Linked DNA regions of Homo sapiens: region 2 is linked to region 1. Evidence: read pairs that join two places in POLR2A ChIA-PET (ENCODE). Cell type or tissue: OCI-LY7. All regions are shown on one strand. Each heading gives the region's core, and the rest is flanking DNA. Links, peaks and the distances in the headings are about the cores only. Region 1 overlaps BZW1 (basic leucine zipper and W2 domains 1). Region 2 overlaps PPIL3 (peptidylprolyl isomerase like 3).

The links. ChIA-PET counts read pairs that join two places held together with the same protein. Peaks named below come from ENCODE experiments on the same cell type or tissue, not always from the same donor. Only the 100,000 strongest peaks of a DNase experiment are listed, where the experiment ranks them.
Region 2: POLR2A ChIA-PET joins it to region 1 with 11 read pairs; 25 of 35 experiments call an interaction of 5 or more read pairs at or near these places.

What each region holds. Positions count from the first base shown.
Region 1 is chr2:200,815,288-200,818,209 of GRCh38, reverse strand. BZW1 (basic leucine zipper and W2 domains 1) reads right to left here. Exons shown (of 12, transcript NM_001207067.2): 3 at 2,693-2,869; 4 at 2,449-2,543; 5 at 1,820-1,885; 6 at 969-1,104; 7 at 127-236. Among named protein-coding and RNA genes, the nearest start is that of BZW1-AS1, 4.6 kb to the right of the region's middle. In OCI-LY7, for the core only: no CTCF peak of the experiment used is centred there; no DNase peak of the experiment used is centred there.
Region 2 is chr2:200,869,464-200,872,385 of GRCh38, reverse strand. It overlaps PPIL3 (peptidylprolyl isomerase like 3), which reads left to right. Exons shown (of 7, transcript NM_130906.3): 7 at 865-1,479. The coding sequence ends at 991. Among named protein-coding and RNA genes, the nearest start is that of CLK1, 6.3 kb to the right of the region's middle. In OCI-LY7, for the core only: no CTCF peak of the experiment used is centred there; no DNase peak of the experiment used is centred there; H3K27ac peaks cover 408 bases.

The DNA of each region.
Region 1 (2,922 bases), core at 140-2,639:
TTATCTGGTTAAACTTTCTTTAAATCAGATTAAGAAAAACACTTTCTTTTCACAGTCTTAAAAATGAGAAATTTCTCTCATTTACATCCTTGGCAAGAATGGGAAGAATGAAAAAAAGTTACCAACCATCAGTCTGTTATCCATGCTGACTTTCCGAAGACTTGCAGCTACTGCATTGATATCTTTTTCATTTATCCATGATTTAAAGAGCTTCACAGCAAAAGCTGCTGAAACTCCTGTAAAAGAAAATAGCTTAATTAACAGAAGTACCTTCCCTGGTTTCAATCACTGTGTCCCCCTATATCCTTCCCTTCATAGTTCAATCACATGGGATTACTGACTTTCCTCACAAACTTAACCCTGAACTTTCCTGGGCCACAGTTTATCACTTCTCCAATCTCCCTAGTCTACCACTTGCAAATTGTATATTCTTGGCCAAGTTACTTAAAGTGTTTTCCAAAGTATAAATTGAGGGCAACAGTCTCTACACTTGACAAGACTGTTGTGAGAATTACAGTAAGGTAACTTAAATACTCACTACTGCAAGCAGTTTTTTAAAAAAAAAAAAGCTTCAAAAAAATTACTGTAGAGAATAATCCGACAATTGGAGCCAAACAGGGAACTGATTTTCCCTTCCAGCTTGACATTTTCCCCAAACGTCATCTTCTCCAAGTCTCCCAATTGGTATTAATCTCTTCTGGGGTTCCCACAGCATTTCTCATTTTATTTTTATTACATATAACAACATTTTGTCTAAATCTGGGTATCTGTTGTATGCCTAAAGAAAGCCATTAAACCTGGATGCCAAAGGTATTCATTAAATGTCTAGTGAATTAGACTGAACTTATTAAATTTAAGGCTGGTTAATAAACGAAGACTTTCACAGAAGTCACATCTATGAACAGTAAACCATGCTCTTATCCACCCCACTCTGAGTCAACTGAAGACCATCCTTTAAGGCTGATTACCTTCTTTAACCAAATTTTCATTATAAAGGCTATTAAGAATGGATGCATTAAGTGTTCCATTAGCCAGAAGAACACCAGTCAACATAGCTAGCTTGTTCCTCTCCGACTCTGAAAAACCCTTCAAGAACAGCAGCAGCTGTAAAAAGTAAAACAATTAAGGGTTAAAACAGCAACTGCATTACAATAAGAGAAGCAGTAAAGCATGTTATACTGGCTACCTGTTCAATACGTGGGCTCTGGGATCTAACCATCCAAGTTTACATCTAAGTTACAATACTCATTAGCTGAATGATCTCGGGCAAGTTACTTAACCTCTGCACCTCACATGTAAAATGTGGATAATAAAACTTGCCTCACAGGGTTTTTATAAACATTGAGTGAATTAGTATCATTAGAACAGTGCCTGGTGCTTGATAAACATATCAAGTTTTCTGGGCATCTATATGCAATATTGGGCCAGGCGTGTTGGCTCACACCTATAACCCCAGCACTTTGGGAGGCCGAGGGCAGATCACTTGAGGCCAGGAGTTCAAGGCCAGCCTAGCCAACATGGTGAAACCCTGTCTCTACTAAAAACAGAAAATTAGCTGGGCATGGTGGCACATGCCTGTAATCCCAGCTACTCGGGAGGCTGAGGCACGAGAATCGCTTGAACCCGGGAGGCAAAGGCTGCAGTGAGCTGAGACTGAGCCACTGCACCCCCAGCCTGGGACACAGAGTGAGGCTCTGTCTCAAAAAACAACCCAAACAAACAAGCAAAATTACTCCAAATCTGTGGCGGAATTAGGATTTAACATTCCTCTTTCTAACCCTATTTTTTTCTTTTCCACAAAGTACATTATTACTCATACCTTTTTTACTTCATCTTCAAAACCTTTCTCCAGGTATTTGTAGCGCCTGATTAACTTGTTAAAAACCTATGAAGAACATTAAATGAATTCAGTAACTTCATATATTTCTAGAATAGCAAAGTAGTAAACCTTTCACTCGATGTAAGTTTATGAGCTGCTTAAACCAGCTTGAGAAGAATTCCTAGTGACACATAAGAATGTCCAGGTTAGATGTACTTTAATTCTTTGCTTACAGTAACACAAACATAACTACGTATGAAACTTTCCAATGAGATCTTGATTAACAAGCTAATCAGCTCACAACTCATTTAACTTTAAAAATAAATGTATGCAGATAAACTAGAGAAATCACAATACGAAACTGACTTTTCCAGCTTGACATTTTTCTTAAAAATTGAGTAATTTCAGGACAAATAGGAACAGAAGAGTTAATTTCATTTTTCCCTATTTTGTTCGCCTTAACACACCTTAAGTTTCTAATTCATCCCGTTGCACCAAGAACAGTATCCCTAAAATTTAAAATCAAATTCCTTCAACTTTCTAACCACAACTCTTAAAAGTAGAATATTCCTCAAATATACCACATGGATAGTAGCCAACTGAAAACAATTATGTAAAGTTTCATTTACCTGAGCAAATGCTTGCATGGTCTCTAGATCTTCTTGGGCTGCAAACACGCAGACATCTGTACGCATCATGTCATCTGCCAGTGTACCACCTGGGGCTAAAGTTGGATAAAACCAAAATACAACAAAACCAAAAAAATCACTCCATTTTAACAAGTTTGCCAAATAGTTCATATTCTAGACTCTCCATAATCTCCATATATTATACCTTTCTAAATTATTAAGCCCACAAACCACAGACACTTACCCAGCATTCCACCAGCCACCAGAATGTCAAAGAGTGTTTCTGCATATCGACGGTAATCAAGTTTTGCTCCAGAAGCATCAAGAAACTTAGCTACTGCTTCCAAATCAGTACCGGTTTCAGTTAAGCCTTGAATAATACAGTCTTGAAACTGAGTAGGGTCAAACCTCTCTTTTTCATCTGGGGGGACAAGGGACCCAAAACATTTAGTTTTAAAAGATTTACCAAAATGC
Region 2 (2,922 bases), core at 113-2,612, 54 kb before region 1:
GGGTTTGAGAGCTTCCAGGTTGGTGAACACAAGTAGATACTAAGAGGGTAACACACCCCGAGAAGAGCATGGAAGCGCTGTGCCCCTCTCTCAGACTTTGCCCTATGCATCTCCTCCATTTGGTTGTTCCTGAGTTGTAACCTTTATAATAGCCCATAGTAATAAATAAAGTGCTTTCCTAAGTTCTATGAGCCATTTTTGAAAATTATTGAACAGAGCTGGGGGGCATGAAAAATCCCAAATTATATCATGGTTAGTCAGATAGTACAGATCACAATCGGGACTTGGAACTGGCATCCGAAGTGGTAGGGGCTGTCTTGTGGGATTAACCGGGGTCTCTGTTCACTCCTTGTAGTTAGTGTCACAATTAAATTATAGGGCCAGGTGTGGGGGCATGCATTTGTAGTCCCAGTGAGATCCTGTCTTTAAAAAATTAAATAAAATTTTGAAAAAATAATCAAGTTGTGGGATACCCAGAGAATTGGAGAACTGGGAAAACCCACACATTTGGTGTTGGAAGTATGAAAGTGTAGAAAAACAGTTTGTTTTCCCTTTAACTGGTTATATTAGTCCCATTTGTAGCTGTTCTCTGTCACTGTATGAATGGGGTAGAATATAATTTTAGGTACTATGGTGGAAATATTCCTACCCTTTGTATTGTTGACTAAGGGCATAAAAGTAAATTATTTCTGAATTTTGATCCATATCTATGATGGAAAATCAACATTTTGTTGTACATTCAACTAGAGAACTCAGAGATCTGTAAGACTTGATTATTTTTTAAGGAGACTGTAATTGTCATAGATATGGATATCATGTTTCAATTTAAGGAAATTTTCATATGTTATGTTGTTTCTCTTTCAGGGTAATAGATGGTCTGGAAACTCTAGATGAGTTGGAGAAGTTGCCAGTAAATGAGAAGACATACCGACCTCTTAATGATGTACACATTAAGGACATAACTATTCATGCCAACCCATTTGCTCAGTAGCTATGATAGACCTGGACAAATAACTTGACAAATTGCTGGAACACACTTATTGTGGTTTACCCGGTTTTAATTATGTCAGAGATTGCATCATCCTTCTGCTTGTTTACAACTATGATCTTCTATGAAATGGTGGTACCAAGGGGCGCCCAACAGCTTTTATCCCCATTCTTAGAGCATATTCTTTATTATAATGATTATCCAACATATTTCTTTAATTTTAATACAAAAAATACATCATTTAATTTTTGTTACATATGAACATTCATTTTTAAATGCTCAGCCTCAAGTGCAGGCATTTTTGAGTGGCCTGATTACATATTCCTCCCACAGCAAGTCCGTATCCTGGAAGTGTTATTTTATAATAAAATTTAAAAAGTTTTAAAGAATTAAATCGTAGGACAAATTAATTAAAATATTGTGTAAAATTACCTTCAGGCTATGTGTATAAGGTATATATGAAACGTAAATGAACTTCATGTTTAAATTTGGGTCTCATCTCCAAGATATCTTATTATGTATATGCAAGTATCCCCAAATCTGAAAATTTGGGTATTCCTGAAACTGATACTAACGGTAAGAGCTCTACCATTAATTATTCACTTTATACAGTTAGAAAGAGGAGGGACAGGATAAAAAGTTAGTCTGGAAAGGCCAGCCAATCCATTTGCTATTTTCTCTGATTTTTTTTTTTTTCTTTTTGAGACGGAGTCTTGCTCTTTTACCCGGGCTGGAGTGCAGCGGGTCACTGCAACCCCTGCCTCCCAGGTTCAAGTGATTCTCCTGCCTCAGCCTCCCAAGTAGCTGGGACTACAGGTGCACACCACCATGCCCAGCTACTTTTTGTATTTTTTTTTTCAGTAGAGACGGGGTTTACAGAGACCATGTTGGCCAGGATGGTCTTGATCTTTTGACCTCATGATCTGCCCACCTCGGCCTCCCAAAGTGCTGGGATTACAGGTGTGATCTTTAGGTTTACAGTAAAGGCTCTCAGAGGTCCTGGAGGCCGAGTGTGGTGGCTGACGCCTATAATCCCAGCACTTTGGGAGGCCAAGATGGGCAGATCACGAGATCAGGAGATCAAGACCATCCTGGCTAACATGGTGAAACCCTGTCTCTACTAAAAATATAAAAAATTAGCTGGGCATGGTGGCGGGTGCCTGTAGTCCCAGCTACTTGGGAGGCTGAGGCAGGAGAATCACTTGAACCCGGGAGGCAGAGGTTGTAGTGAGCCAAGATCGAGCCATTGCACTCCAGCCTGGGTGACAGTGGGAGACTCCATCTCAAAAAAAAAAAAAAAAAAAAGATGTCTTGGAATACAGTAAACACTCAACATTTCCCAACTGATTTGCTCATGGACTTTTTTTTTTTTTTTTGAGACATAGTCTCACTCTTGTCACTCAGGCTGGAGTGCAATGGCACAATCTCGTCTCACTGCAACCTCCGCCTCCCGGGCTCAAGTGATTCTCCTGCCTCAGCCTCCCGAGTAGCTGGGATTACAGGCATCTGCCACCATGCCTAGCTATTGTTTTTTTGTGTTTTTAGTAGAGACAGGGTTTCACCATGTTGGCCAGGCTGGTCGTGAGCTCCTGACCTCAGGTGATCCGTCCACCTTGGCCGCCCAAAGTGCTGGGATTACAGGCGTGAGCCACCACACCCGGCCTGCTCATGGACATTTTTTAAGGCATATCTTTTTTTTTTTTAATTTTAGATTCAGCAGGTACATGTGCAGGTTTGTTACAAGTGTATAATGCATGGTGCTGAGGTTTGGGCTTCTACTGATCCTGTCACCCAGACAGTGAACATAGTGCCCAAAAGGAAGCTTTTCAGCCCTTGCCCCTGCCCCTTCCTCCTTTTTTGGAGTCCCCAGTGTCCACTGTTCCCATCTTTTTGTCCATGTGAATCCAAGATTTAGCTCCCATTTATTGTAACTG